Regions from separate parts of the Mus musculus genome. Here region 1 is linked to region 2. Evidence: chromatin loops called from intact Hi-C (ENCODE). Cell type or tissue: heart. All regions are shown on one strand. Each heading gives the region's core, and the rest is flanking DNA. Links, peaks and the distances in the headings are about the cores only. Region 1 holds the start of Pcmtd2 (protein-L-isoaspartate (D-aspartate) O-methyltransferase domain containing 2). Region 2 holds the start of Oprl1 (opioid receptor-like 1).

The links. Peaks named below come from ENCODE experiments on the same cell type or tissue, not always from the same donor. Only the 100,000 strongest peaks of a DNase experiment are listed, where the experiment ranks them.
Region 1: it touches region 2 in a loop (10-fold over the local background); 5 of 42 quality-filtered maps call a loop at or near these places.

The regions. Positions count from the first base shown.
Region 1 is chr2:181,830,811-181,845,912 of GRCm38, reverse strand. Pcmtd2 (protein-L-isoaspartate (D-aspartate) O-methyltransferase domain containing 2) reads right to left here and starts at 8,059. Exons shown (of 7, transcript NM_153594.3): 1 at 7,929-8,059; 2 at 4,575-4,758; 3 at 3,208-3,538; 4 at 1,415-1,517. The coding sequence starts at 3,514. In heart, for the core only: no CTCF peak of the experiment used is centred there; a DNase peak (open chromatin) is centred at 8,042; H3K4me3 peaks cover 1,714 bases; H3K27ac peaks cover 1,320 bases.
Region 2 is chr2:181,715,011-181,730,112 of GRCm38, reverse strand. Oprl1 (opioid receptor-like 1) reads right to left here and starts at 15,097. Exons shown (of 4, transcript NM_011012.5): 1 at 14,884-15,097; 2 at 14,167-14,423; 3 at 11,381-11,736; 4 at 9,128-11,299. The coding sequence starts at 14,390. The coding sequence ends at 10,776. It also overlaps the pseudogene Gm14489. In heart, for the core only: a CTCF peak has its summit at 7,729 (motif pointing left); no DNase peak of the experiment used is centred there.

The DNA of each region.
Region 1 (15,102 bases), core at 3,495-11,494, 120 kb before region 2:
CAGCTGCCCTGGATGAGGCCCAGTCTCCATGGGCACTCCCTTGTCTAACCCATAATGTCAACATTCAGTTGGATAACACTGCGGCATCCCTCAGGTCCCCCCTCACTTTGTGCTCCCATCCTTTAAGAATGTTGTACCGTCGTCTCCCTTCCGGGACATGGTTCAGATCCTGAACTAGCTGCTTGCCTGGGTGCTCAAAAAATAAAGTTTTCCTTTTAAAGCTTCTGTATCTGAAGTGAGTTTTCTTGGCTTCCTCCCCAAACCCAACCACCACAGGTTATGTTTTACTTACAAAATCACAGAACAATGTAACACTTTGCAGCCCCAGGAGTTAGAAGCTACATTTCCAAATAGAATCATACTATAGAAATAGAACCTTATACGTTACAAACAAAATAGAAAAATGTGAATGTTCCAACGATCCAGATATAAAGCAACACCAGCCACCATTTTTCACTGTTTTCACAATGCTCAGCACTACATTCAGTTGCCTGACAAGCAACTGGGGATTTTACTAGATTTTGATTTATTTATTCACTGTGTGAATTCACCTGTGTATACATATGGGTGTGCCACAGTATTTGTGAAGACTTCAGAGGACAACTTGTGGGGGTCAGTTCTCCTTTCATCAGGTGGGTCCCAAGGATCAAATTCAGGTCATCACTCTGGGCAACAAGTGCCTTTACCTCTTGAGCCATCTCACCAGTCCCAACAGGAGGTTTTTCTTTAAAAAAACACTTTCTTTTTTTGAGACAGGCTTTCCTCATTAGCTAGCCTGGAACTTGATATGTAGACCAAGCTGCTCAAACTCACAAAGATCTGCCTGCCTCTGCCCACCACTACTGGCAAAAAACACTTTTTATTCTTTGGAATGCCCACTCTTTCAGAAAACAATTAGGTGATATAAATTTTCTACACTGGAACATAAAAACTGAGCAAAATAAATTATTTGTCTTTTTCTCTTACTATAATAATGAAAATTTGATGTTTAGTATCATAAGTTATAAAACACAAAGCTGGCAAGGTATGGTGACACGTGCCTTTAATCCCATCACTCAGAGGACAGAGACAGATGGAGCTCTATAAATTTGAGGCCAACCAGGTCTACATAGTGAGTTTCAGGACAGCCAGGGCTATTAAAAGAGACCTTGCTCCCCCCACCCCCACCCCCACCCTCACCCCAAAAAAAACCAGAAAAAAGAAAAGGAAAGAAAAAAGAAAGAAAAAATAAAAACTATAAAGCAATTAATACCAGAGAATATTAACACAGTAACAAGGGTAGACATACATATAACCTAGGATCATCCAACCACACTTTAACTATGTTTTCTGGCATATGGATACTAATAAACTGGCTTTTTCTATATATAATTAACAACCTTTGTTTGAACTAATAAATAGCGTCTGGCCGTACTTGTCAAAGCTGTCGCTGGTTCTGATGAAGACATCCAGTTTCTGCTTCGCGTACTCAGTGACATCTGAATGAAGCTCCACCCCGTGGTTCACGCCGAAAGGACCTGAGAGGTTTGAGAAAACAAAGCTCTTAGAACGAGGAAAAGAACCCTTGCTCATTTGTTTTCTGTACTTTCTTAATTACAACACAGATAATTCTGTAGTGTATAATTACAGAAACTCACAAGGGTTTGAGGTCTTAGCATATCCGTGGCTCTAAACCACCCAAGGGAGTCTTTCAATGTGTAGTATAGGTTACATTCACTAACATAGTATTTGTTTTGATGCCTTGGCTTCTCAAAAAGCTCTCAAACATTAAAAGTATCATTTGCAAACTGAAAAAAAGGCAAGAGTAGTAGCTTTTACAACAAATTTTAAAAACCTGTATTTACAAATGAAATTTGTATTAGGATTTATCTATATTTCACAGCACTTTCATTATTATTGCCGGCAGTATCAAGTGCCACAGTGTCTCCAGGCTTACTCTTTTACTAGGTATTAAGGTGGGTGGGTGGGTGGGTGTGTGTGTGGCGTGCACGTGTGTGTGCACATGTATATGTGTGTATCATGGCAGAAGTCAACATCAGGTTACTCAATGTTACTTTTGGAAACAGGGTAGCACTAAATAAACCCAGGGGTCAACAACTGAGATAAAATGGCTGGCCAAACAAGCCCCTAGAATCCTATCTGTTTTCCAGCTCTGAGAATACAGACACACACTGCTACACCTGGCTTTTTTTTTTTTTTTTTTTAACTTGTGTTCACCTTTACATGATTTGAACTCAGGTCTTCATGTACAAAGAGTATTTACAGTGAGCCATCTCCTCAGCTCCTTAGGTGGCGGTTCTTTTTGTTCTTTTTTTTTTTTTTGGTTTTGGTTTTTTTTTTGGTTTCCAGGACAGCATTTCTCTGGCTGTCCTGGAACTAGCTCTGTAGAACAGGCCAGCCTCAAACGCCTGCCTCTGCCTCTGCCTCTGCCTTGAGTGCTGGGATTAAAGGCATGTGCCACTACCACCACAAGGCTTCACCCTTAGGCTCTTTTCAATAGCATTTCTAATATAGGCAGTTTTATTATTTATTTTCCCCCAGTCAAAACCACTGCCTTAGTCAATCAAAAACAAATTAAGATTAAAAATCATATCAATTAAGAAGAAATGCAAGCAACATCTGAAGTCTTTGCCTCACTACAATGTTTTACACAATGCAAAAATTCAATAGCTCTTCAGCTGATAATTCTGATATCATCATCAGAAACGGCTATATTCATACATCTGTAAGGAAAATAGCCTAAATGGCTCCAAATATCATAACCTAATAAATCCCTTCCATCTCTGAAAATTCCTTAAAAATACAACTACTCTCTTAGTAGCAAACAACAAAAGAGAAACTGTTACAAAGAACTTCAACTACCAAAGAATTTTAATGACACTCAAAGGAGATGAGGAAAAGAGTGACTAGAATAAACCAAGAAATCATCATGTAAGGTTAAAATTTACAGGCCTTTGCTGTTTTCCATCATTCACAGCAGAATGCAGCAGTATAGGTAGGAGGAGACATAGAAAAGGCACCCCAGCCCCACAACTCAGAGCCCACAAGTGGATATATCATCAGTCACCCACCACCTCCTTTCAGCCAACTAATAGGAGGACCGTGATCTCCAACAGGGTATGCAACCAGCCCACAAAGCCTTCTACCTAAAGTGAAAACCAAGTTGTCCTAAGGCAGAGGGGACTAAAGCTCTGTATCCACACTCACCTAGAATGAGCCCCACCATGGAGCTGAGGTAGCCAGTACCACTGCCCAAATTCAGAAATGAAAGCCCAGGCTGCAGATCCAGAGCCTCCATCACCTCCGAGTAGATGCACGGGGCTGAGAGATGAATATTTCCATGTTTCCATGCCAAGTCTTTGTATGCATTTTCTTTAAATTCTTCAAGATAATAATCTGCTCGATCAATAGCGCGGAAAGCCTGCTCTACTAAGTCCGTCCGGATGTACTGGGCTTCCTTCAAGTTATCAATGAGCTCATCGTTGTCCTCCCCAGCACTCACAGCACCGCCCATGTTCAAGGTCACAGCCAAGCAAGGCTACAATTAAAATTTCAATAACTATTTACATTAAGGGCAAGAGCAAAAAAACAAATCTCTAAATATATGCTATTTCCAAATTCTCAGTTCTGAATGTAATAAAGACGGGAGTATGTTTTGTCAATAACTACTTCACCCTCCAAAGATGCCAGTATTGGGAGTGGAAATTCTAGGGTCAGAGGGATATCCCAAAGGGTAAAGCACTTGTCGTACAAAGCTCATGACCCAAGTCCACTCCCCAGAACCTACATAATGTTGAGAGGAGAGAAACGAGGGCCACAGGGTCATGATCTCCTCATGTACACAATGGCATGTATGAGCCCACACACCATAATTAGAAAAAAAAACAAAACAAAACACTAGCTCCACTAAAGATTTAAGCTAATAATAAATAACAAACTATATGGTGTTTAAGTGAAATTCAATTTTTAAAAATTTTTACATTTATTAATTTGGAAAGTATATTTGCTGGCCTATAGGTGCCACAATTTGCAGGAATGGTCCCTAGGGATCAAACTAAGATTTTTTAGACTGGGTGGCAGATACTTTCAGCCACTGAGCCATACAGAAATTCAAATTTAAATGGAATTGAATGGAATTAACATTAACTGGATCACTACATCTCAACATATACACAAACCCACCCACAAGAAGTAATACATCCAACCTACTGATTAGGTTTCTCTGGTGTTTACGTTTTAGGTAAAAACATTCACAAAACTTTCTTCCCAAATAGAACACATTGTGACACTTTATTGTAACAAACATAAAATCAGTTTCAAGGCTAAAGTTTAGCAGTAGACAGGGTCACTGCCGGGGCACTCAGAGGCCTACTTACTATATAGCTTCCTTTTCCTTGCTATCTAAGAAGTATATTTCTTATCTTCTATCCCATGTTGGTGAAGAAAGCATCCCCTTTAGGTACAACTACTAAAACAATATTCCATGATCCAGTGAACAGGGAATATTTTTTTACCCCGGAAAGGTCTTTTTCTTTCTAGAAAATGAAAAATATCCTCCCCAGTTTTATACTGACCTCGGGTGACTTTTCCAAACTAATGGCTTTATTTCTTAAAAGCTGGTGATGCTGATATAAACGGTTGAAGGAAAGACTACCAAACCACAAAAGATTAGTAGACTTTCTGAATCTCAACAGCTCCTGCTCAGGAGTTCAAGGTGATCTTCCGTGAGTTCCAGGCCAGCGTGGATTATATAAGAACCTGTCTCAAACAATAACAACAATTATGCTATGGTCCCTGTTCCCAGTCTTCTCTCTGGAATACTGGAGACAGGGCCTAGACACACCCATCCCTAGACACACCCATGTGCACAACTGGTAACAGCAGTGCTAGAGAATTAAGCCTAGAAATGAAAATCAACTACCACTCTAGCATCTTAAAAAAAAAAAAAACTTTCTTGATATAAATTCTTTTCCATTTTATGATGAAATAATCCATCTTCATAGTCAAGAAAAATATTAGATTTTCAAATCACAGTTCAATTATTAAAATTTAATCTACTTTTCAAGTGAATTCAGAGCCCTTGCCCTAAGTTGTAACTAGTCCCTAGTGCTAATAAGCTTGGGCTTAATCTTAGATAAGCCACTTAGTTCTATTGCTACACTACTGATCTAAAATAGTCATATTAAAATTTGGGACACCAGTTGAAAATAGAGTAATGTATTTATATGCTTACAGCTCAGTTTAGGAAAAAACCTTTAACACATGTCCTACATAATCAAGAAAGCCATCCTCTTCACCCTATCCCAGTTCTATAAATTAATCTTCAGCAGGTACCACATTAGATATATTTCATTTGTACTAGACATTTATGTTACTGAATTTTTTTACTGAAGTAAAAGCTAATTCCACATTAAAAGAATTCCAGTAATAATAATAATAATAAAAATCAGCCACCTGTTTTTATAGCTACTACCTACCAGACAGCACTACATTGAACATCAGAAGGTAAGGCAAGCTGGTCTGAGTTACTAAACTGCTCACAGTCACAGACTGCCAGAGGAGCTGTGGTAAAACCAGCACTGTTTAGCCAAAGGCTTTTGTTTTGTACACAATATGGATACAGGTGTTAAAGACTCACAAAAGAACACCATTCTTTGTTAACTTCTTGTTAATACTTTGATAATCAAGTATAATGTGCATTGTGTTGGTAAACTGTCATATGCTGTTTAAGTCTGTTGAAAGTGGATGATGAGAGTGAGGACTCTCCTGTACCAACGCCAGTATGTTTGTTTCTAGTAGTCTCCAAATGTTCTCCAAAGTACCTCTTCCTGGAGCTTGGTGGGTACCTAATTCTATGATGGGTGAAAGGAAGAACAAAACAGCGCAAGAGTAAAACAATTTGTCCTTGAGAATAGCTAAAAGACTAGCCATTTACAAGACTGTTTATTGCATGGTATAAAAATGCCTTGGTAGAAACAAGAAACCAGAAGTTCAGCCATGGCAATCTCAAACATGGAGAGAAAAGAAAGTTCAATTGGTAACTCCAACCGACAGCCTCAACTTCTCCAGTTGATTTCTACTAGATGACTGTAAGTGCCCAACTTGATGATGTTATCTATCTACTATCTATCTATCTATTTTTCTTAACTTGGAAGCTTCACTTGGGTTCTCTATCAGGAATTTCAAATGGCTGCTTCAAATGGAATTTTCGCAGATGATTTCTGCTGTTACCTTTTGTTTGGTCTCTCAACTGTGCTATCCCAGTCATCCCTACTAAAGTGAATACTCAACTTGATGTTTTCTATCAACTACTTCTGTTACTAACTAGTTCTTTTACTTTTGCTTGCTATATATACTTAATAAATTCACTCATTTAAAACAGAAAGTGTGACTATTGTAGATCATTCTCTAGACTACACAGAACACCAAGGTAGCCCTATCAATTGCTTTTGGTGGAGAGTGGGTGAATAATGATAGAGTGTGGTACTTAGTATTAGCTTTGTCTGACAATCTAATATTGCCTTGCATAGAAGCATCACTACTTGCTGCTGAGATAGATGTGATCAGTCACCATGTCAAAAGAAAGAAAGAAAGCCCTAAAACATACTTGAAAATACTCTCTCCAAACCAAACAGTATCACTGCACAAGAATGCAGTGCAGTAGATTCCAACTGAAAGCAAAGAACTATTTTTTAGGAGATTGTCCTTCCTTTACTACCCTACGATACACACTTTGCTACTTGCTGTAATGCTTATTACAGTTCCCATTCAGAACTGATTAGCACAGGCCAACAGAAGAAAAGGGCATAGGAAAAAAACTGAGCAGCACAGGACCCCAAGTGGACAACAACAACACAAGTGAAGCTGGACTAAAGAACCCTGTTTCATATCTATACTGCGTTTGAAAAAACTGCGACAGCTGGCCCACAGTCAAGTGGATGTCACTTTCTTAGGGGATACCTTGCTAGGAACATGTATTCTAAACCATCATCCTGCCAGCAGAACGAGGAAAATAGCCAAGGCTTCTTGTCTTGAAAACCAGAACTCTTGGAGGGTGTGCCTCAAATGCATATCACTTGTGGTCTGCATCTGAATGAAAGCTGACCAGTAGTATGTACTGACTAGGGACAATTCCTACTGTTTCGTGCGTGGAAAAGCTTTGGGACTAACCGAAATTAAAAAAAAAAAGAAAAGAAAAGAAAAAAAGAAAAATGAGTCCCTTCTCCCAAGTCTCCCAGCAAGGTCTCAGAGGAGGATGGAGAAAAGCCAGGGCAAAAGGAGAGACCAAATGCCACCACCTCAAGAGGGCCCACTTCAATTCCCTTTATATATAATCAGTGCTGAGCCTCTTAAATACCTCGTTCTAGAGACAACCTACCAGACGTAATGGAGCCCACTTTAGCAATGTCTTCAATAAGAACAGAGAACAACAGTGCAGGGCCCAAGAGAGCAGAGGGCAGATACTCAAGATGACGGAGTTGATGGCAGAGGCACAGGCCTAATAAAGAAACAAAGGGTCCAGGCCCCAGGGGTTCTCTCCAGCTACTTTAGATCTTTCCCCAAAGGGGTCTTTTTTTTCTCCTCTGTAGGATACTCTGCCTTCTTCCCAATATCCACCCTAGGTATAATTTGTTTCAATCATGGTCAATGCCCGACTTGCCCTTGAGCTAATTGCAAACATTTCCTACTTAATTAGAAATAGGTTGTAGAACTAGAGCAATCAGATCCCAGAATTAGCAACAGGCGGGGGGTGGGGGGGCACGCTGGAGGGGAGGGAGGTGCTGGGCAGGGAGATGGGGGGGCGGGGGTGACAGGCGCTGGGGTTCGAAACTCTCGGAGATGGTAAGATACACGGACGCTGGGGAACGGGTAACCAGAGCTGGAGAAGGGATATGGAGGGAAGGGCCGAGGGGCAGAGACGGCTCTACCTCGGCGCTCAGCAGCCCCCGTATTGAGTCTCGGAGAGCAGTTCTTCAGACGCTTCTGTCGCTTCGGACGGACCTCAGCCGCTGTAAACATCCGCTGCTACCTCTGCGCGTGCGCGGGCTCTACCTGAACTGAGCATGTGCGGTTGGAGGACACTCTTAAAGGGGCAACGGCACAGCCCACGAGCCTGCCACTTTCCACCCACTGGTTTGAGTTAAGTGTGTCCCTGCCTGATTGGTCAGTCACTAGGTGGTCTCCGAGCATATCCCGGCCTAATGATATGAGAAGATGCTGGCGTGTCGACGGGAGAAGGGCATTTTGCCTGCTTATGTCCACTCAAGGACAAAGCCCCCACAGTAGAAAAGGCAGGAGTTAAGAAACAAGAGTGATAGATTGGGTCCACTCTCCTGCAGGAGTTACAACACAAATGACTGCCGGCCCTGACCCTGCCAGGCTACCTGGTCCAGGGGATGGCCATCTGCACACTTGAACCTTGAACCAGCAGTTCTGGCCACTTCTAAGAAACCTACAAAATAGACCAAAGTCTAAGTGATCTTTAGGGCTACCTTTCAAGATTGTTCTGAGTTTTTGTTCTATTTCATTGGGATTGCACATCTCCTCTATACTGCTTGGAGGGTACATGTTGAAGGAAGTAGTGTCAAGAAGGAAGGAGTCTGGACGCCTGAGTCAATAGCTGTAAGAAAGTCACTCAACCTGCAGTTGATTGTGGTACGAATGAGGAGAAAATGATTCTACTATTTTTTAAAGTTTGCGTGGGAAGGCTAAAGACCCGAACTAGATAACACAATATTGATCAAAAACAAAACAAAACAAAAGTATAGGCCTAACAACATCTGATTTCATGACTTACTATTAAAATTACAGTAATCAAGAGTCATATGGGGGAAATAAATTGATGCTATCAAATACAAAACTTAGGTTAGAGCTATACAAATATAGTAAACTCACCTTTGATAAGAGAACAAATACAATTCAATGGAGGAGTGCTGGTCTTTTCAACAAAAGATGCTGGAATAATTAGACATCCACGTGTAAAAATAATAGAGACATAGCTCTTCCAAATTTGATTTCCAGTACCCAAGACACTTGGCCTTTGCAGGCACTCAGGCATGTGCACACACACACACACACACACACACACACACACACACTTAAAGGTAAAATATATCTTTTTAACACTGGCATCATTTCTCTGTAAAATATACTGTCAGAAGAATAAAAAGGTAAGACATAGACTGAAAAACAATATTCCCAAAACACATATCTGATAAAGGATTTCTAAAAATCCTTAAAACTCAACAATAAGAAAATAAACAGCACAAATAGAAACGGGAAAAAGCTATGAACATATGACTCAGCAAAGGAAATATACAGATGGCAAATGAGCATATGAACATATCAACATAATTTGTCATTAGGTGATGCAGATTTATAAAACAATGAGATATCAATACACACCTATTAGAATAGCCAAAATTTATAAAATCTATAATTCACCAAATACTGGTGAGGATGTAGAGCAACAGCAGCACATCACTTTCATTGCTGGTGGGAATGAGCAATAATAAAGATACTCTGGAAAATAGTTTGTCAGTTTGCTACTGAACTAAGCAACGTCTTAGAAGATGTGACAGCAAACAAGTGTAATGCCAGCACTTAGTGGTGGAGGAAGAAGGACCAGGAGATTAAGGTCATACTTTGGCAGTGTAATAGGTTCAAGACTAGCCAGGGCTGTACAAAACTATTCCAACATACATAAAACTTTTTAAAAAATCACCATTTGAATTCCTAGATATTTACCACTATACACAAAACCAGCACATGTAGGTAGTATAACAGCTTCATTTGTAATCATCAAACATTAGAAGCAACAAAAAATATTAAATAGATGGGAGGTATAGCCACATAACTGTTTTAATCAGGGATTTTTTGAAAAGTGAGCTACTGAGCTATGAAAGGACATGTAGCAACCTTACACACTTAATTGCTTTTTTTAAATTTGGTGTGTCTGTGGTGTTTGCATGCATATGTAAATAAGTATACATGAACATGTGTGTATGTACATGTAGAGGCCAGAGATCAATGTCTAGTCGCTTCCTTTATTTCTCTCTACCTTATTTTTTGAGACAACTATCTCTCACTAAACCTGGAGTTTAACCCAGAAAGCCCCAGGGATCCTCCTGTCTCTGCTTCCCCAGCTCTGAACCATGCCCAACTTTGTAGCTGGACTTAGCTACTTTGTGGGTTCTTTTTCTCACCCTTTACCCACTGCCCCTCCCCACTGCATCATCCTGTATCAATAGATAGGAGAGAAAGAAGGACAGAAGGAAGAGAGAGATATCTGTGAATCAAATTTCTTTCTTCTTGTTTCTTTTTTGAGCACAACTACTAACAAACTGCAAACAGCCCCCAAATGACCAGTCTCCACCCACCTTGCCTCTCAGGGCCCTAGACAATCTGGAACTGTCAAACAAGGCCTCTGCTAGAGCCTGAGGCAAATCACAGTCAGCTGCTGTGGTCCGTCCAAAGCAGCCCCACATCCCCACACCTGGGATTAAGATGAAAACACAGTCTAATAATATTTCTGTGTTTCTTAAAGAAACCAAAATTGGAGAGTTCTCACTAAACAACTTTCTATATGAATACTAGGGAATTTAACCTGAGGTCCTCATGCTTACGTGGCAGACACTTTACCAGCTGAGCTATCTCTTCAGCTTCCAAGTGCTTGCTGCTAAATGAAAGACACTCATATGGAAAAGCTATGACATATTGTGTGATCCCAATGATATGAACTATGGAAAAGTAAACAATCGTAGAAACTCTCAAAACCTCGGTGATGGCAAGAGAAGGGTCGATCATGAAAGACTATTAAGACAGTGAATGATGCCGTATGATACTGTAATAGTAGAAACATGTGATCATCATTTGCCCAAACCAGGAAGTTATGGATGTAGCTCAATGGTAGAGCAAGTGCTTACCTAACTTGAGCAAAGTCCCAGTGCCACAAAAACACATAATATTCTATCTCAAGAATGAACCTTAATGAAAACTATAGACTTTAGTTCATAGTAATATATATTGATATCCATTTTAACAATGTATATTAATGTAAGCTATTAAGAACAAAAGAATCTGTGCATAAGTGAGGAATCCATGAAACTATTTGTGGCTGAAATTATCTATAAACATAAAACTCCCCAATTTAAAATACATTGCATTTTTAATTGGAAAATTTCCAGACATCTAAAAACTAAAAGAACTCAGGAGCCGACCTATACACTGTGAAGCAACAGAGTTTGGGTTTTGGGTTTTTGTTTTTGTCAGGCATGAAACCCAGTGTTCCAGATGGAACTATAGATATACACAAAAGAATGGCAGGCACAAGATCCTCAAGGTTAAGTGTGAAAGACAGCTCTTTTCTTGATCTCATCACTAAAGATACCACTTCTTGCCTCATTTATCCTTGTTGTGGTTGTTGTTTATAATAGTCAAGCAGTGCCTTAGCAATTACAATATTGGTTTAAAAAAATCCAGTTGAAGTTTCACAGCCAAAAACCTGGCTCTTGAGGTACTCTGTGTCTGTACATCAGACAATAGCTGCATGTTTCTTTTTATGCTTGGAACTTGGTAGTAGGGAAGCTGTTTCAATGCTGACTACAGGAAACTCAATAGGTGACATGCCTCAAACTGTGCAAAGTTTCCCCCATGTGGCAACCACCCTGTCCTCAGTCCCTTCCTTACTCCACCCTTCTGATGTCTTTTCTGAGTACTTTTGCCTTAAGCTCAGTGTTCTGGCCTCTGGGTGCTTGCATACATTGAATGTTATTTGACTTTATCAGTGCCAACCTGGAGGTGGGTAGAAGAATCCTAAGAAAGAACCTTACTAGGAAAGGTTAATGTTGGGCAGCTGTGATTGGAAAAATGACAAGATACAAAATCTGCCACAAGACATCACCACTGTGCAGCTGAGCTGAAAGAAACAGCCAAAATAAGTCATCTTTCTGTTTGTTTGTTTGTTTGTTTGTTTGTTTGTTTTTCAAGACAGGATTTCTCTATGTAGCCTTGGCTGTCCTGAAACTCACTCTGTAGACTAGGCTGGCCTTAAACTCAGAGAACCACCTACCTCTGCCTCCCAAATGCTGGGATTAAAGGCATGTGCCACCGCCACCACAACCACCTGACTAGAATAGGTCATCTTGAAGGGAATAAGGAAGGAATTTTCTTCCTCATTTTAGGCTTTTTAGAATAGAATTAGTAGTCTTCAGACAGGTACCAAAGTCTCTCTGCTGTTTACTACATAGCTACCACAAGAATATGAAGATATAGAACTACATGTGTGGAATAGTTGGGAAAAGAGTCTTAACACTATTTTTTAAAAAAAGAATTAGTTTTACATGGGCCCTGGGAAATGTTTGCAAGTATCAATTTTGTGTCACTTTGGCTGGGTCTATATAAGGACTATATGTGTTCATATCTGAAATGCTGCTGACATAAAGCCTTATAAAGGCCATATACAAAGAAGCCTAGGTTGGGACACTTTTAGTAGATGGGACCCAAGATCTCACTGTCAGAAGCTCATGACCACCTTTATCTGAACCAGTCCCTGCCAGTACTCCTCCTTGTCTCTTATGAACTATGAGATGGAAACTCAAGGGGTGGTACCCTGTAAGTAAAAGCTATTCAGAAAACTGCAGTGGATATTAGTCCCAGCTTAGTTAAGAGGAGGTGGCCACAATAGATGACTCCACACAGTGGACTATGGATGTCAACCAGGTCTTTATGTATAAATAGGAGAATCTTGTGTGGTGGTTTTATGCCCACACATATGAGCTTGTGGCAGCTGTGGTCACATATATCTGGTGGCCACAAACAACAGATAGCCTCCAATTGTTCATGGTAGCTAGCATAGATGGGAAATGATGAGAAAGTGAAACAAGTCTAGGAATGTTCTTTCAGTGTCAGTCTTGGTGAGTGATCTGAGGCCACTGACTGTGAAAAGCAAAAAGATAGCCGGCTGCCAGGTCTTGAGGCCAGCTCCAAGTTGGCTCCCTACAGGCAGTCCAGGGCTAGCATTTGTGTGATGAGTCACCATGTATATATTTCCACTGTCCCAGCACCCACCTAGATATCTCCAGTGACTCAAGGCTGGTACTAAAGCTCCCTAAGCTCTCCCTCCCTCCGTTCACTTAGTATTGTGTGCTATTTGCCTACAATGGTAATCTGGACCCAGGAAACAATGGCATTAGCCTGTCTGCTTCTTTAGTACCGGAAGGGTATCTAGATGGTGCACAACTTTCCTGAAGCTGGAGAAAGGCACCTGTAATCTCTATTTCTCCCTCAACTGACATGGGAACCATGGTAGCCCCTTTACCTCTTGCTTCTTGGACACCCACTATGTCTGACTATTCTGTGAAGATCCAGTTGATTTGGTAGCACCCCCTCTTCTTCAAGAAATGGTCTCTAGAGTCTATTACTATGTGTTATCTAAAGCAGCAGGCCTACAGTGAAAGGACTGTAGGCAATCTTGTCAACACAACCAGTCTCTATACAGCTCAGAGAAGTTTCCTGGGCCTCAGTTTCCCCATCTGTAAATGGGACAACCTCACTCTCTATGTCACAAGTAGTTGAGAAGTGGCAGGAGCCTGTGCAGGTAAAAGGGCTCTGTTCAGACTGTCTTTCTATATTACTCCTTCCTACTCAGGACTGAAGAAGTTTGATGCCTAAAGGGGATTACGGATACCAAAGAGTGGGGCTGAAGGTCTCACATGGAACTTTCCAGCACTTCTGCTTGGTCTTTATTTCTCCTCACAATCTTCTGTCCTAAACATTCTCATATTATCTTTTTCTGTCTAAACTTCTATAAAGAGCTATGGCAGAGCTAAAAATAAGAAAAACATATTTGACAGGATATGAAGGAAACAAGTAATAGTGTGAGTGATTAGCAGAAGGTACTCCTGGAGCAGAGATGGGTTGGTCCAGTGAGGGACAGTCACTTGCAGATGCTGGGGATGTGGAGTCACTGTCCTGCTCACTCTTTCTTCTCTGGACTCCTGTAGGAAAGCAAAGCTGCCTGTGCCCCATTCCACTGCCACTACAAGGCCTCTCATCTTGGTGTTAGTGGGTGTTCTGGAGTGACCCCATAGGGAGTGAAACTACCACCTGCTCCAACTTTGTGGGTTCTGGGTGTGACCTTTGAGATCAGCATTGGCTTGTGAGGCTACAAGGTATAGCCAGCCTCCAGAAGTTCAAACCAGCACAAATAAACACCTTGACCGACTATCAAATCTGTTATAGGGATGGGTTACTCTGGAGTTCAGGAGACACTGTTCACATGTGGGGAGGGTGCTGCACATTCCCTAGTATCCATATTCACATGTTGCCTTTCAAAGGCCCCAAATAATCATTTATTCTTCCTCTCCTCAGTGAACTTGCTCAGTTTGGCATCATTGGATGGTTGGAATCCAGGTAGCAATATTACTGGGTAGGTGTTTCAAGGAGACACAGTGGTGATCCACTTTGGCAGCTCTGGTGTGGCTGTGAGATCTTACTTAGGGTAGAAGCTGATGGAGATTGGTGACTTGCTGAGTCCAGGGAGGTCCAGACTTGGAGCAGCCAATGGGCTGCTGTAGTCACTGGGGATGTAAAATATACAAGTGGAGCTCCAGAAGGTATCAGAGCTGAGATAAGTACCTTGGGGGATGTGTGGGTCTCTCTCCTCACTGCAGACATCATCCTCTGGGATAAGGAGAAGACCCCAATGTGGAAAAAGCCCCAAGGAACATCACTAAAGGCCAACTAGGGTGTGTGTGTGGGGGGGGGGGGTAACAGGCTTCAGATAAATTAGCACTCTGGCTTGTCTGCATATTGCAGATACTGAGAGAAAAACAACTTAAGAAGGGACTACAGAAGCATCCAGGAGGGACAGCGTGGAGCACTGCTCTATCAAGTCAGCAGCCTAGGACTGGCTGAGACACCTACAGTTGTGGATAAGGGGTCCTGTGGGTTCTACTATTTTAAACTAGCTTATTCTGAAGATTATTGTTTTGATCCTATATGACCTTTTGGAGTTTTCCATACGCTGCTCTTCTAGTTCCAGAATATTGGGAGGAACTTGGAGCCCCCTAATCCTTAGTGTCAAAGACACAGGACAAGGTC
Region 2 (15,102 bases), core at 4,491-12,490:
ATAAGTGCTGAGGCCCGGGGGAGTAATATGCTCCTTCCAGTTAGCACTAAGTCATCCTGGAAGCTTAACAGGCAGATTCCCAGAGCAGGGACTGGCCACCTATACAAGCACACATGGGGGTAGGAAGCAGACAACCACCAGCTTTAATCTCCAGCTTTGATAGAGGAGAACTGAAAACCAGAGAGAGGCCTCAGAGTCCACCAAACCAGACCTTGCCTCCTGCTTTTTGAACTTGAAGCTGTCCATAGCCTCATGACTCAGGACAAACATCACCCCAACCTCTGGTCTCCCTGTCCTCTTCAATCCCTAAGAAAGGATCCTGCAAAGACTCCTGTTCCTTACTCTTGCCCCACAGAACTTCTGGTCTGAAGCCCTGACAGGAAGCCCCGCCACCCACAGTTCTCCAAAAGCTCTTAATGTGTACATACATAGAAACTCCTTCTCAACAGACAGTGCCACATAATTCTGTTCCTGTCTCCATACTCAGGGGCGTTCAGCTGCCACTCTATTTACAGCTTTATTCCTAAGAATTGATGAACTGGTCAGCACCCAAGGACCAGCAGAAATCCCTACCCAAATAGCCCATCCCCCCTAGCCCTGAGCTCACAAGACTTAGACCATTGGCACAAAGCGTCAAACACCAAGGGGATCCAACCTCTTGCTGGGCAGCTGAGTTCTGGCAGAGTAGAGACTGTGTACAGCCCAGAACCTATTCACAAGAAAGGGCTCCCCTGCTCCCCTGCTTTACAAATAGTTTTTCTCAGTTTCCTTAAGAAAATGGCAGCAGGTAGTGGTGGTGGCTCACACCTTTAATCCCAGCACTTGGGAGACAGAGGCAGGTGGATCTCTGAGTTCCAAGCCAGCCTAGTCTACAGAATGAATTCCAGTACAGCCAGGGCAATGCAGAGAAACCTTGTCTAGAAAAAAAACAAAATAACAAACAAAACAAAGAGAGAAAGACAGACGGGGGTAGGGGGGTGTGAATGGCGGCTCTATTTTTGTAGTAAAGCTGACTCTGAGTTGCTTGTGTCTGCCTAGGGTGAAGCCTTTATTTACTTAGAGAAACAGGCCGCACATATGTACGTGATCAAGTATACCTGTACTTGTTAACTTTCAAACCTGAGACAAACAGCTGAGGTGCCTGTTCAACATAGCAAAGCAGACCTGACAGGTTCTCCTAGCATCCTTCAGTCCCTACTTGTTACAGGATATGGTTGGCATATGCTTCCCTCTCCACTGAACTTTCCAGCCCAGGCTGAGCTGCCTGTCCCCCAAGAGGTTCTTCTCTATATAATCAAGACATTGTGGTTACCCACCTCTTTTCTACCTTTGCTCTCTTGGCTATTGTTCCTGATTCCTCTCTCTCCTCCCCTTCCTCTTCTCTCTTTCCTCGGGGTCATGGGCATGACTTTAGGGTCATGACCACTCTGGACTCTCCCAAATGTGTCTGGGACACATGCCTCTGGTTCTGCTCTACTACTTACCTGTAATAAACTTTCTCCTCCACTATACCCCATAGCAGTCATATCCTTTCCTTTCCTTTTTAGTTTTTTATTTTTTAACTACTATAACAGAACAGATTAAAAACTATAGAGAAAAGAAAAATAAATTTATAAAGGAGAGACGCATTATCTCTACTCCATTTCCCCACACTCAGAAAATAAAATCATTCCTCTACCAACTTCTGCCTTGGTTTGCTTCTGTAGAAGTAGTGAGACCTCCAGGGGCCTGGTCACAGTAGATGGAGGTTGACTGCCACATCTACATGAAATGACAATAAGGACAAAGCCCTAAAATTGAGCTTTCCTGTTGCTAACTGCTATCTATGTTCCTAGCTTACACAAACAGCCATGTGGCACACCCTCTTCTTCCTCTTATCCTGGGAAGACCACTTCTCCTGAGCCCAGAGGCAAACATATACACACATGAGACCCAGATGCAAGCCTACCGTATCCATACCCATAACCCACCACATACCCGACCACCCCATCCTCCCAACCCTGCCCCAGCACTTCCAGAAAGTCTGGTCGTCACTGAAAGGCATTTCCCCACCCCCACCCTGTACAGCTGACACCTGGCTCCCTCCACGGCCTTTCCCCTCACACCCAACAGGCTGCAAAGACCAATTCATTTCTGAAAGTGAAAATCCTTTCATGAAGCAAAGCTTTCCTCTGGGACAATGCCCTGCCAAGCGGAACAAAGCAGCTCTCTTAGCCCAAGTGTAAAGGCTATACAGACAGCTGCCAAGCTGCAGAGGCCACAGGTGAGGTGTGACTAGAGAGGAAAGGGGCATCTGGGGTCTCCACACATGTGGACCCGTGCCAGGATGACTGGCACCCACAGCAGCCTCGGGCTGTGACAGCTTAGATCCTACATTTTATAACCCTCAGTACCCAATCCACATCATTCCCAGCCCCAGCCCTTCTTCTCGTACCACAGGGCCCCCGTGACCATACTTGTTCCTCCTTTTTTCCCCACTTCCAAGAGAACAGGCTTGGTGAGGAGCCAGGACACTCACTAAGCCAGGCTCAGGAAGAAAGAAGTCTGGGAGGGGACTTTTATACTGGGCTGACTACTAGTGAGGTGAAAGAGTTGGCTAATGGGAGTCAGGAGTCTGGTGGAAGATGAGAGAGGGTTCTATACTCTCAAGAATGCATTCTAATACTAGTCCACTCCCCTCCTGGACTAGAGGGAAGATATCCTAGAATAACAAGCTCTGGAAAAGGATGGGGAGTGAGGTATTTAGTGTGTGTAAAGTTGAGCAAGAAGAGATGTAAAGGACCTCTGCCTTTGCCAGTAATGATGACAACAGGGAGCACTGGCCAGTTCCTTGCTGACAAGATTCACAGGGAGGAAGACTCAGGACACAAACTAGATGACAGAAGATCTAACCACCCCCTTTTGCCAGGGGAAGAATCCGAAATCAGTCAAGCCCGACACAGGTCTGAAACTGTCACATCTCTGGTTTCCTAACTCTGAACAGACCCAATACCTCTGTTTTATCCCACAAGCACTCCCCAACTCATTAAATTCAACTTAATAAAGACTTTCCTCATAGTTGCTAACCATGTCTGTTGGTTGACCTCAGAGGCCTCAGTCTCTCTAAGTGAAATGCTCCTCCAGAAATACCTACTAACCAGTGCTGATCCACCTTTTAGTGCAGTATACACAAGGAAGAATCCATGACTGCTCCCACCTGGTATTCCTTAACATAGTCAGGCTCAGTAACCTCAAGGCACTCAGGGTCATGGTTCATACTCCTATCCTGACCCAGCCCAGAAAAAAAGCATGGAACAAAAAGACTTGGGAGAGTAACTCACAGAAGAAGATGACCTGTGGATATGGGGTGATAGCTTTGTACCCCAGAAGGCACTGGGCAAATCCTCAATGGACAGTCACATCACCTGAGGCTGAAAACAAACTACCCCATCTTCCCCAACCAACCACCGTATGTATATGTACAAAGAAAAAATATCCCAACTCAAACTGGCAGCTCACCTTCAACACAATAACTGCTATAAAAGCACAGCCAGAGAGATGGCCCTGCTGTTCGTGAGTAGGACTGACTAAGCAGTTCCCACTTAGGGAGAAAACATTCAAGGAGTAGAGCAGAGGTCTTGGCTTCCAGTAGTTTTCCTGAGTGCCACAGAGAAGGGGCCAGGAGCCAGTGTAGGAGCAAGTGCCTTTCTCCGTGGCCTCTCATGGCTGGTAAAAGACAAAAACAAAATAGGTTGTCTATGGTTAACATTTGGCTTCATATGAAGACCAGCAGTCCTCCAGTCAAATATTTATACAAGAATACACACAGACTCCTTTGGATATAGTACAGAGCTACCCTCAGAAACCCCACGCAAGCAGACATAGGCCCACACATACATGCAATGTACATACCATGTGTATGCTTATAAGTAGGCAGTGGTAGCTTATGTCTTTAATCCCAGCACTCGGGAGGCAGAGGCAGGAATATCTCTCTATTTGAAGCCACCTGGTCTACAGAACAAGTTTTAGGACAGCCAAGGTTATATACAGAGAAACTCTGCCCATCACCCCCCCCCCGCAGGGGGGAAAAAAAAAGAAGGAGGAGGAGGCATGAGATCTATCAAGATGCATATACAAAGACAAAGGTACACAGGTTCCTAGCACCTGCAGACAAAATCACAAATACCCTATAGAGCCCAGAAGCCCCTGTGTGTTTTTTCTCAATAGATAGACACACACATGAACAAAAACACATCTCTCAGCTACCCATTTGTGACTTATCTGAGTGATTAATAACAAGCAAAATACTAACATAACACACACACACACACACAGGGGATGGTGGAGCAGGTACAAAGAGCATGGGGATGGAATCCCAGACCACCAACTGCAGGCACTGTAGTTCAGCACTGGGTGGGGAAGGGGGGTGCTTGCTTCCAGGACCTTCAGTCAAACAGTAGCACCCAGCTTTCTCCACTCCTCTCCCTGCTCATTTGTGTTATGACCAGGCCTAGGCTGGGAAGCCAACAGACTGAGGTAGCAGGAATGCAAGTGGGTCTTGGAAACCACCCTCCTAGCTGACCAAGACTGGCTGAAACCTCTGCTGAAAGAAAGGAGTCACACCCTTCATCTCACAGCCACCTATACACTGAGAGCCCACCAAGGCCATCATCTTCCAGCTACAAGGCACTGGACAGAGGACAGGCCAGTGAAATACCTAGGAAAGCAGATGTTTACACAGCACTATGGAGAATGAGAACTTGACTCCTGAAGGGAAGAACATTTAGATCTAAAGTATCCAGTAAAGCATCTAAAGGGTGCATCTACAAATAGGCAACAGCACTGCTTCCTTCCACTTATTGTACATTGGGGGTGGTAGGTGGGGTTGCTCTGGGTCACTTAGTATCCCAGGGGTGCATCTGCTCTCATATGAGCAGAACCTGGAAATGGGGCTACATCCAGGAATCTGAAGGAGAACTCTGCCCCACCAGGCTCTCTCCTACCCAAGGGCTAGGGTAAATAGAATGGCCTCAGAGAAGTTGAGGTGGCCACTGTTGTAGCATTTCTGACTGTTTCTTTCCCAGAAACCAGCCCAGGAGGCCCCTGGCCAGATATCAGTCTCTAAGCCCTACCATGATGCAGGTTGCTGAGTACCCAGAGTCCTCCAACAGCTAAAGTTACTAACAACTTCCTCACTACCACGAGCACATACTTGTCCAAGGATAATAATACCCAGCCCAACGCCACCTTCTCTGAGCCACTATGTGGAGCCACTGTGCTCCACATGTTCCTGCCAACTCCTGCCAACATATCCTGCCAATAGATACTCTGTGATCTGTGCTATGGGCCTAATTGTTAAATTGGCTATCATTTATGTGATCCTGAGGGCACCAAAGGTGAAAAGAGTAACTAATGTGTTTGTCCTGAGCCTAACTATTGCTGATGGGCTCTTTGTGCTGACATTCCCACCAGTATCACTGAGTACCTGCTACAGCACTTTTTGGAGAGCCATTCTGCAAACTGGTGCTGACCACTGACTACTACATCTTCTCCAGCATCTACTTCCTGGTTGTGATGCGTATGGACTGCCACTTAGCAGTACTGGCCACTGTGCAATCTTGCCAGTTGCCTAGGCACACCTAGAGGGAGCAAAAGTTGTGGCACCCAGTTGTGGGCTAAGTTTCCTGAGACCAGAGTGGGCCTGGTTTCAGGCCAGCCACTCATATACAGTGGTTCTTGGCTTTGCAATGCCATTGTGCATCATCTGCATGTCATATGTAGACCTGCTGTGCAGACTTTATACCATGAAGCTCCACTCTGGCATGAACGTTCTAGGCAAGGCCAAGAGGAAGATAACTGTCCTGGTCCCCACTGTGTTGGCCATGCGCTCTCTTTGCTGGATGCCCTTTCACATGGCCTCTGTGGTAGCCCTGACTACAGGCATGCCCTACATATCCCTGGTTATTGGTATCTCCTATGCCATCACCAGCCTCAGCTATGTCAACTCATGCTTCGATCCTTTCATGAACTCATTCCTGAATGACAACTTCCACAAGAATTTCTGTACCATAATCCTGCTTCAGGAGGCCTGAGCATTCTTGCCATTTACCGCCTCCAAGAGCAGTGGTTGAGCAAGCCAGAGAACATTCTGTCTCTTCACACTTATCCCTGTGTTCTCCATACAGATACATATAAACCACCATGACATTCCCTTTCTGTTCCTCTGCTTCCTACACATCCCTAAGGAAACAATAGCAGGCAATCTGATCCTGGTAGCAAGCACCCTAAGTCTGACCACCCACAGAGGATGGACACAAAGATAGCCCCACCCCACCCCCACCCCCGGCTAATACTTTATGTGTCCTGGAACAGGAACCTTTGTAGAACTGACAGGTTATAAAAGGACAGGCACTTCAGCAGTAAAAACAAATATTGTCATGACCCAGAACTCTGACACTTTCATGGCATATGCCATCCTTCTGCCCACCAAGTACTTGAGCTTGGCAGAGCACTTGGACCTTCATCTAAGCCAGACGATATTGGCTGTCCATAACTCTAGTCAACCCTTAAATGTCATTCTTCCAGTATCTCCCCCAAGCTATTGCCTATTGTTATGCAACAAAAACTTAGAAGCAAAGAGATAAGAAGTGTTTAGCTTCTGAGGATCCAAAACTGGGGAGTGGCTTATTCAAGTGCTCCAGCTCAACTTCCCAGGAGACTTCAGGCAGAACACTGGTGAGGTCTAGGTCCTTTGGAAACTAGACAATGGCTGGGTTCTCTTTCAAGAAATCCTGCTCCCACGGCTGCTGGCAAGACATGGATGCTCTCTACAAGCTTCTAGAGTACTCTCACAGGAACTAGAGGATCTGAAAGTCAAGAGGAAAACTTGGCAAAGAGCTGTGTGATCTAGTCTCCAAATCCACTCCCAGCCCTGACACAGGCTGAATATTAGAGAGGAATGGTTGAGGACAGCCTAGAATGGGTACTTTCTAAACCACAACCCACACCCACAGCTCTGCTGAGATCAAGCTGTGCCTGCTTCACTGTATAGTCATACTTCAGCAAGGCCTAATTAGTACACACTGCTCCTGAGTAAGAGAACCCCTTCAGGACAAGAGCCCCTTATAATGAATACAGCAAAACACCTCGCTTTCCAGAACCGTGTTCAGGCCACAGAGAGTGGCAAAAGCAGGTGTGCTTGGCAAAAAATGTGTGAAGGAGGAACAGAGTGAGTGGAAGATGAGTGGGTGTGAAGATCATGAGGGGAACACATTGGTGAGTGAACCAGGCTGTGAAAGAGATAGGCACCCTTGGGGATAGCCTATCCGCTGGCTATTGTTTGCTAGAGCTGACCACAACAGAGGAGGTACCAGCCAAATTTTCTCTGAAGATTCCAAACTCTTGTCCCCTTCAATGCTCTAGTGGCAAAATCATTTAGTAAGTAGTACTTATACAGACCTTTATTCCCACCCACAGCCCAGCAAAGGGAATGGCCTCCCTCTCCTGTCATTCCTCAAGGCTAGCCAACTAGACCAAGGGTGTTTCTCACCAGGATCCTGTTGGAACTAGCTCTGGTTTTCTCCATGAACTCGGGAGTCTGACTTAATCCACAAAACCCTCACACTCTGGCTCCTGCTGCCAAGGAGATCCTAACCTACCTAAGTACCCAAATCATCCTGCTGTTTCTCACAGCTGGTCAGGGACCTTGGCTGGGCCTACATTAGGGCCACAGTGCCCTCTGGTGGGAAGTGCCTAAAGCAGCTGATGAAGCCTGCCTTTTCTGAGGTAAAAAGACCCTTGGACCTACCTGATCCTATACATCCTGCCCTTCACATAACCCCAGGAGGAAGGCTGCGTGGTTCCCTTTGCACAGAGAAGGAAAATCAGATTCAGAGAAACGAGACTTGATCAAGCCTGGTAGTAAACAGAAACACTTAGGGGTGAGGCTGTGTTACACAGAATGGAGAGAGAATGGGGAAGGTATATAGTCCTGGAGAGCCAGGGAGGTATATTCATCTCTAAGGCTCCCCTAATGGCCAGCCTCCTTAAAGACAATGGCCAGGGTCAGCAACCCAGAATCCCACCACCTATCAGAATCATACAATCTCCTGGGGACTATAATTTCATCAAGAGGGAAATTTTCCCTTGATGCTGAATTTTGTTTGTTTGTTTGTTTGTTTGTTTTTGTTTTTGTTTTTCGAGACAGGGTTTCTCTATATAGCCCTGGCTGTCCTGGAACTCACTTTGTAGACCAGGCTAGCCTCGAAGTCAGATGCTGAATTTCTGTTTGAAACTAATGTGTTTGCTAAGAACTACTGGTGTGCTTGTATAAACACACACATTCACACTCACATTTTGAAATCCTATCCCCCAATGTGATGGTGTTATGAGGTGACTTTGCTATGGGAATAGGTTGTGAGGTTGAAACCCTATAACCTCATTATTACTATTAATATGACATATGCAGCTCTGAAGTCATCTTTCTATAAAGTAAGGATGCAACAAAAACACAATCTCATAGAATCCAATCCATCACACCTGCATCTTTTAAGCCTGTGAGAAATTCATATCTATTGCTTATAAACTGAGAGACTAAAACAAAACAAAAAAACAAATGGACAGTGTCATTAAAACTTGTATAAAACCAAGCATTGGCTCACTAACCCAGTACTGGAAGCAAGGTTTGGCACATAAGACACTCTTCAAAGGCCCCCTGACAAGGGCCATCTGCCTGAGAGTCAACTTGAGCCAGATTGGGCCTACACAGACAAGAGCCAGGAGGTAGATCTCTATAGTATAGGGTCACTCTGCCACCAGAGAAGGGTTCTCTGCTCTGTTATCACCATCCTTTTATCCTTTTAGATTTGCTCAAAAGGCAAGAGTCTACAAAGAAAAGCTGTGAAGGCATTTACCCACTGTCCCTGAGGGTGGGAAGAAAAGATGGTCATTGTCTTGGGAGAAGGAAAGGCAGCAGCCTCTGCAACCCAGGAAATAGTTTCCCTCCCATAAACCAAGAGGCTCCTTAAAGTCCCTCTGCCAAGGGCAGAACAGGTTTTAAAACCCATTAGCCTAGTCCTATGCCTCATTCCAGTGCATATCAATACCCAGGAAGTTACTCTTATGTAGCTGGAATCAGAAAGACTTATTCTACAGGCAGTACTGGTCACTGGTAAGTGTTTATTATGAGAACTCCTTCATTACCCCAGAGGCAGGTTCAGGGCTAGCTACATGCACGAAAATGACATTTGTTGCATGCTTAAATACATAAAGATATACAAATTCACAAAGTTTCTAGCATTAGCAAGAAAACACTAGAGCTAATGGCTCCTGCACAAGTGTCATTGAAAGAACCCTGGTCTCCCCAGAAAGATTGTTAAGGCCAGGTCTCTCTGAGACAGGAACCAGCCTGGGTTCTGCATGGCATGAAACCACCTAACCAAGGTCTCTGTGTAAGATCAGATTCTATCCAAGGTTGCTGGTATTTTTTTATCTGACCCATAGAAAGGGCATTTACAAAGCCTCTTCTTCTGTGAACCAACAATATATCTCCAAGGTATCGACTCTTCTTCCAATGTCCCCAAAACCGTAATAGTCCTTGCAGATTGGCTCAAATGAGCCATTTTAGGCTTCAGCTCTCATACCAGCTCTTCATTTGATGCCAAGCCCAGGCCTTGCTTGGATATGTCCTAACCCTATAAATGAAGCAGGTGGTCACTGTGGGTATAGAATAGAACACATCCTGACTCCAGTCTTCCCGGGCTACAAGTGTGTTTCTAGCAGTACAACTGCTGACCTCTACTGTCAAGTAAAAGAGCGACTGCTGGAGAGCTGAGGGAGGCTGTGGAGAATAAGGAGAGAGCATAGTCTCGTGCCCTGCCCTGCCCATACTGAGCAGCCAAGACACATACCCAAGACCAGCATGTGGTGCCTCCATGCTGTGAGCAGCCTACAGAGGCCACAGAATTTTCTCCTGATTACTTCCCACACAGTTAGAAGCAGGGCTTGCCAAACAGTCTGTAGAATAAGAGTTCACAGTGGTTTTGGAGGGAAAGAGCCTTAGGGAAGCTTTGTGTCTTGTCCCCCTGCTAGCCTCTTGCTGAGAAGGTGGTCCAGGTTGGTAGAGCAGGCAGTGGCAGTACCAGATGAAGTGTGAAGTCCCCTTCATATACTCCATAGTACAGCATGAAAAGAATCGTCAGGAAACAGTCATCCAAGAACCCACTGATGCTCACCCACCTCAGGTAATCTGAATGCATCAGTGGAGTCAGAACTAGATGCTCCAAGGCAACTCCAAGCTTAAGGGCCAGGCAACACTGGGTATGATCACCAGTTCTGTGCAAACACTGAAAGGCTGAGGGCAATAGCACACAACAGGTAGTCACAATAGTGACTACATGACAACTACAATACCTCAGGCTGAGCCCACCTAGAACCAGGGCAGCAGGGAGAAACCAGAGAAGAGTCAAGTGAACCATGAATACCTACATGGGTTCACCAGGCATGTCCACTGAGTTGTGGATGTTTCCATGCAGTTCCTTTGGTTCTCTCTGGTCCTATACCAGGGAGGAAACTTAATCTGACAGAGGCCATGGAGGCCACCTTGATGCTTTGACCTGTCCCATGGTGCTAAAAGGTCTTCCTCTAGGACTGAGCATCCTGAACCAAAAGAAAAGCCATTCAAGGCCCCAGACGCTCAGTTCAGGGTCAACCTAGAGAGCAGTGACCTGTGTGAGCTCCGTGTTGGGTGTAGATGGGCTCTGTGGACTGACAGGCACCATGGGCAGGTCCACGCCTAGTCATGCCGGCCGTGGTACTGTCTCAGAGGTCTTGCAACCAAGGCCTACATCCTTGGCAATGCTGCGCACACGATCAGAAACCTGCATCTCCCGGTGCAGGGCAGAAGCACAGCAGAACTTTCTAAAGCAGGCCTTGAAGTTCTCATCCAAGAAAGCATAGAGAATGGGATTGAGACAACTGTTGACATAGCCCAGGGCTGTGCAGAAGCGCAGAATGGCTACTGCAGTCTCACTACCTGGCTGAACACCCAGTCCTTGAACCAGGACAAAGACCTGCACAGGTGTCCAGCAGCCCACAAACACAGCCACAACTACCAGTACCAGCCGTGTGATGCGTCGCAGGTTCCGGTCCTTCTCTCGGGAGCCTGAAAGCAGCCGGACACCACGAAGTCGTCGAATCATGAGGCTGTAGCAGACAGAGATGATCAGAACCGGGATGATGAAGGAAAAAAGGAAGATGCAGATGGCAAATACAGGGCCCCAATAGTCCTGAGGGGCGGGGATCTCCACCAGGCACTCGATCTCTGCAGGAGAGAAATGAGGTCAGAGGGGCCGGCAAGAACCATGGGGAACTGATTGGTCAGGGAGGAGGACTGCCCACTGACCTTCATCCTCCACTTGTGCTGAGCCCATGATGGCAACAGGAACACCAACCACCGAAGCCAGGGCCCATATGGCCACATTAACGGCCTGGGCTTTACTGGATGTCCGAACATCAAGGGCACGGATAGGGTGGCAGATAGCTACATAACGGTCTACACTCATGGCAGTCAAAGTGAAAGTGCTGGTAAACATGTTGTAGTAGTCGATAGCAATGACCGTCTTGCACAGTGCATTCCCAAATGGCCAGAAGCCCAGAAGGATGTCTGTGCCCTGGAAGGGCAGTGTCAGCAAGACCAGGGTATCAGCCAGTGCCAGATTAAATATGTAAATGTTGGTAGCAGTCTTCATCTTGGTGTGCCTGTAGAGGACAAGGAGAAGAAACGCTCCATTTGGCCATTTTGTCTAGACTTGGCCGCAAAAAGACCACCAAGAGGGTCATCATCTTTGAATCTCTCAACCCCAGAGTCTCCAAAGAAGCTTATTAAATGGCAGATCCTGCACTACACCCAAGGTCCACTGAGCCTAGGACTTTAACAAGCTCCCCCATGTGATTATGACATCTACAAAAAGGTTCCAATTCTATGACAGGACTATCCTGGAAAAGTTGGGGGCATGGAAGAGTACCTGAGTACATATCTAACCTGAATGTGAATTTGTGGAAGGAATCAAGAGAGAGAGATGCTGTCTTCTCTCCTCAGTCTCTCTTAAGACTCCTCTCAGAGGGTTTTCAGGGCACTGCCTGTAAAGTTCATCAAAGATCTTCCAAGTGCACAATGTTGTCTAGCAATGAAAACAGAAAATGGTGGTCCAGCCAAATGGCTCAGCTGGTAAGGGCACTTATTACCAATTCTGATGACCTGAGTTCCATTTCCAGGACACATGTGGTAGAAGGAGAAACTTACATAGTAAAAGGAGAAAACCAACTTTCTCATCTGACCTATACATCCAGCAGAAACACTCATACCCAAAAATAAACACAATATTTTTTATTCTAATAAAGAAAAAAGGAGATGTGCTAGTTAGGTTTGATTGTATCCAAGCACTGGGAACCATGCTAGGAACATTATAAGTTATAAATATTAGTGGAATGAATTAATGTTTATGACAGTGGTAGGGAAGGGTGACTATAGTGATGATGATGAAAGTGATGGTGGTAATGGTGGTGGTTATAGTGGTTATGGTGGTTATGGCAGTATGGTGGTGGTAGCACTAGAGATAACAGTAGTCCATGATGTTTAGTTGCTACCAGGGAATCTGAGATTAAGTTCTGTCTCTTAGACATTAATCCCAGAGACCTTAATTACAATAAATAACAATGTTAATGATAATGGTAGATATCTGAGCCAAGCTCTTCACATAGATTTTATCTCATTTGAGGTTTACCCCAAAGCAAAAATGCCATTTAATCTCTACGCTGTGGAGAAGGAAGCTGAGACTCAGAGGAACTAAGTAGCTTTCATAAGGCTTAGAACTGCTAAGGTGCAAAATGGGGCTCAGAGCATATTTTTCTGACTCCTGGCACACATCCAACTCAAACATGCCGTGTGTTGTCTCCTGAGCCAGTGCAGCCACAGCAGTTTCTGAGACTAGTTCTCTGGGGATGCTGGTGGAAAAGATGGCGTTCCTTCTCTACTCTACTGCAGTAAATGGCTCAAGAATTTTAATATCCCAAATGCAGAGGACAATATAGGAGAGAAATGCTGATGACAAGGAAAGGCAAGGCTCACAAACTGTCCCTGGTTGCTGCACGTCTTGCCAAAGACATATCCTTTTAACCATGAGACACATGGATCATAGAATAGTTTCCCACAAGGGTCCTCTGCCAAAAGTCAATACTTGGAATGCTTTTCCAATCACATAGCATATATATATATACACACGTCTGTGCACATGCACCTATATATGACTATATAATCCACATTTCCCATCTAACAAACAGAGAAAACAGTTGCTCAGAAATACTAAGAGGACCATAATGAGGCAGGGTATGGACACTGTACTGCCCCTTCCTCCTCTACCAATACCACACCTACCATGATACCATCAAGGGAACCATGACTGCTCTCTTCAGAGTCATCTTTTTGAAAGAGGAAATATCAGTGAAGAACCTTGCTCTAGTTATCCACCACTCAAGGACCTCCCATGTCTTCCCAATGTCCAAAGAATTTGGCGTCCCCATTCTGGCATTCAAGTCCTCACCTGCTGTCTCCAGTTCCCCTCAATGCCCTCCCAGCTGGAAAAAAACAGAGACCATCATTGCCACCACACATTTACCAATTGCATACTCCTTGCCCAGCTTTCTTGTCCATAGAACTGTACCTCACACTGCCCTCTTCCCCTCACCGTCGACGCTACCTCAGTCATCCAGTACTGCTGTCTTTCTTTGTAGTCCTCCAAATTTTCCCATTTCTGAGCACCAATAGAGCATGGGCTCAGCTAAAGACATCCACCATGAGCATAGATCCTAAAGGCCAATGAACAAGGGCTTCAGGCCCAGCACCAGCCCCTCTTCCTCTCTTTGGGAAATCTTAGGATCCTTTGTACCCATGGTTATTCACATAGACATCACGGCATGGATTTATCTGCAGTACCAAGCCTCCAGGTGGTGACACCTAGTCTGAGACAGATGGGAGCAGAACAGGAGTTGAACTTCAAGGGTGATCATGTCCCTTGAACAGAGAGGGAAGAAATTTGATGGAGCAAGCAGAAAATCCATGCTTGTTCGAATTCATCCAGAACAGCCTCCTGCCTCAGGTTCCCCCTTCACAGATTGATGGGACCCGCCTACCTGAGGATGACATACATGACGAGGCAGTTCCCCAGGAGCCCCCCGATGCACACAGCCAAGTAGAGCCCCACGATGGTGACCTTGAGTCCAAGGGGCAGGAAGGCACTGTGGCTAGCATTGAGGAGCAGGTGATGGGGTACGGTCTCATTTAGGAGAGACAGGTTCCCTTGAAAGTGGCTGCCATACAAGACCTCCCAGAATGGGGCAGGAAAGAGGGACTCCATGCTGTCACCCTGCAAAGCCACTCAGTACAGTTCCTGGAACAGGACACAGAAAGAAGTGACCACAGTGCTGGACACAGTCCACTGAGGCCTTAGAACAGCACAACTACACTAACAGGCACATGAACACCTCGATGGGCATCCACACACAGACACATGGACACAGACAAAGGCATACACATGGGCACATGATGACACACACAGAGGCATGGGGGCACATTTACTCACAATTTTACCTCATATTAGGGTGATAGACTCGCACAGAAGCAACATGGAGGTAGCTACACAAGCATACATGTCCACCCACCAAGACTCAGGGGCTCACAGTCAGCCGAATACAAAAAAATGCCCAAACCATCCTAAGGCACACTGGAGCACAAAAGACATGGAATTTACCCAGAAATGCCTAGGGCTCAGGCACTTCCCTACCTCCCAGTGCTCCCCCACCCCCAGCTCTGTCAGCAGCAGCAGGAGCCCTCACTAGAGCCCCTCTTACCTCCAACAGCACACACAACCTCTTCAGAAGCTGGGCCAAAACAGACCCTAATGCTTAGCAGAAAGGCAGGCAGGAGCACAATGAACTGAGTAATGCTTCTCACTCTAGCTTGGGGTCTGCTCCGGCTGGGAATGGCTCCTAGCTCCTGCTCCGAAGATAAGATATTGACTAGACGCAGCAGCCAGTGCGGCAGCCAGAAGGGGGAGGGGCAGAAGGCTG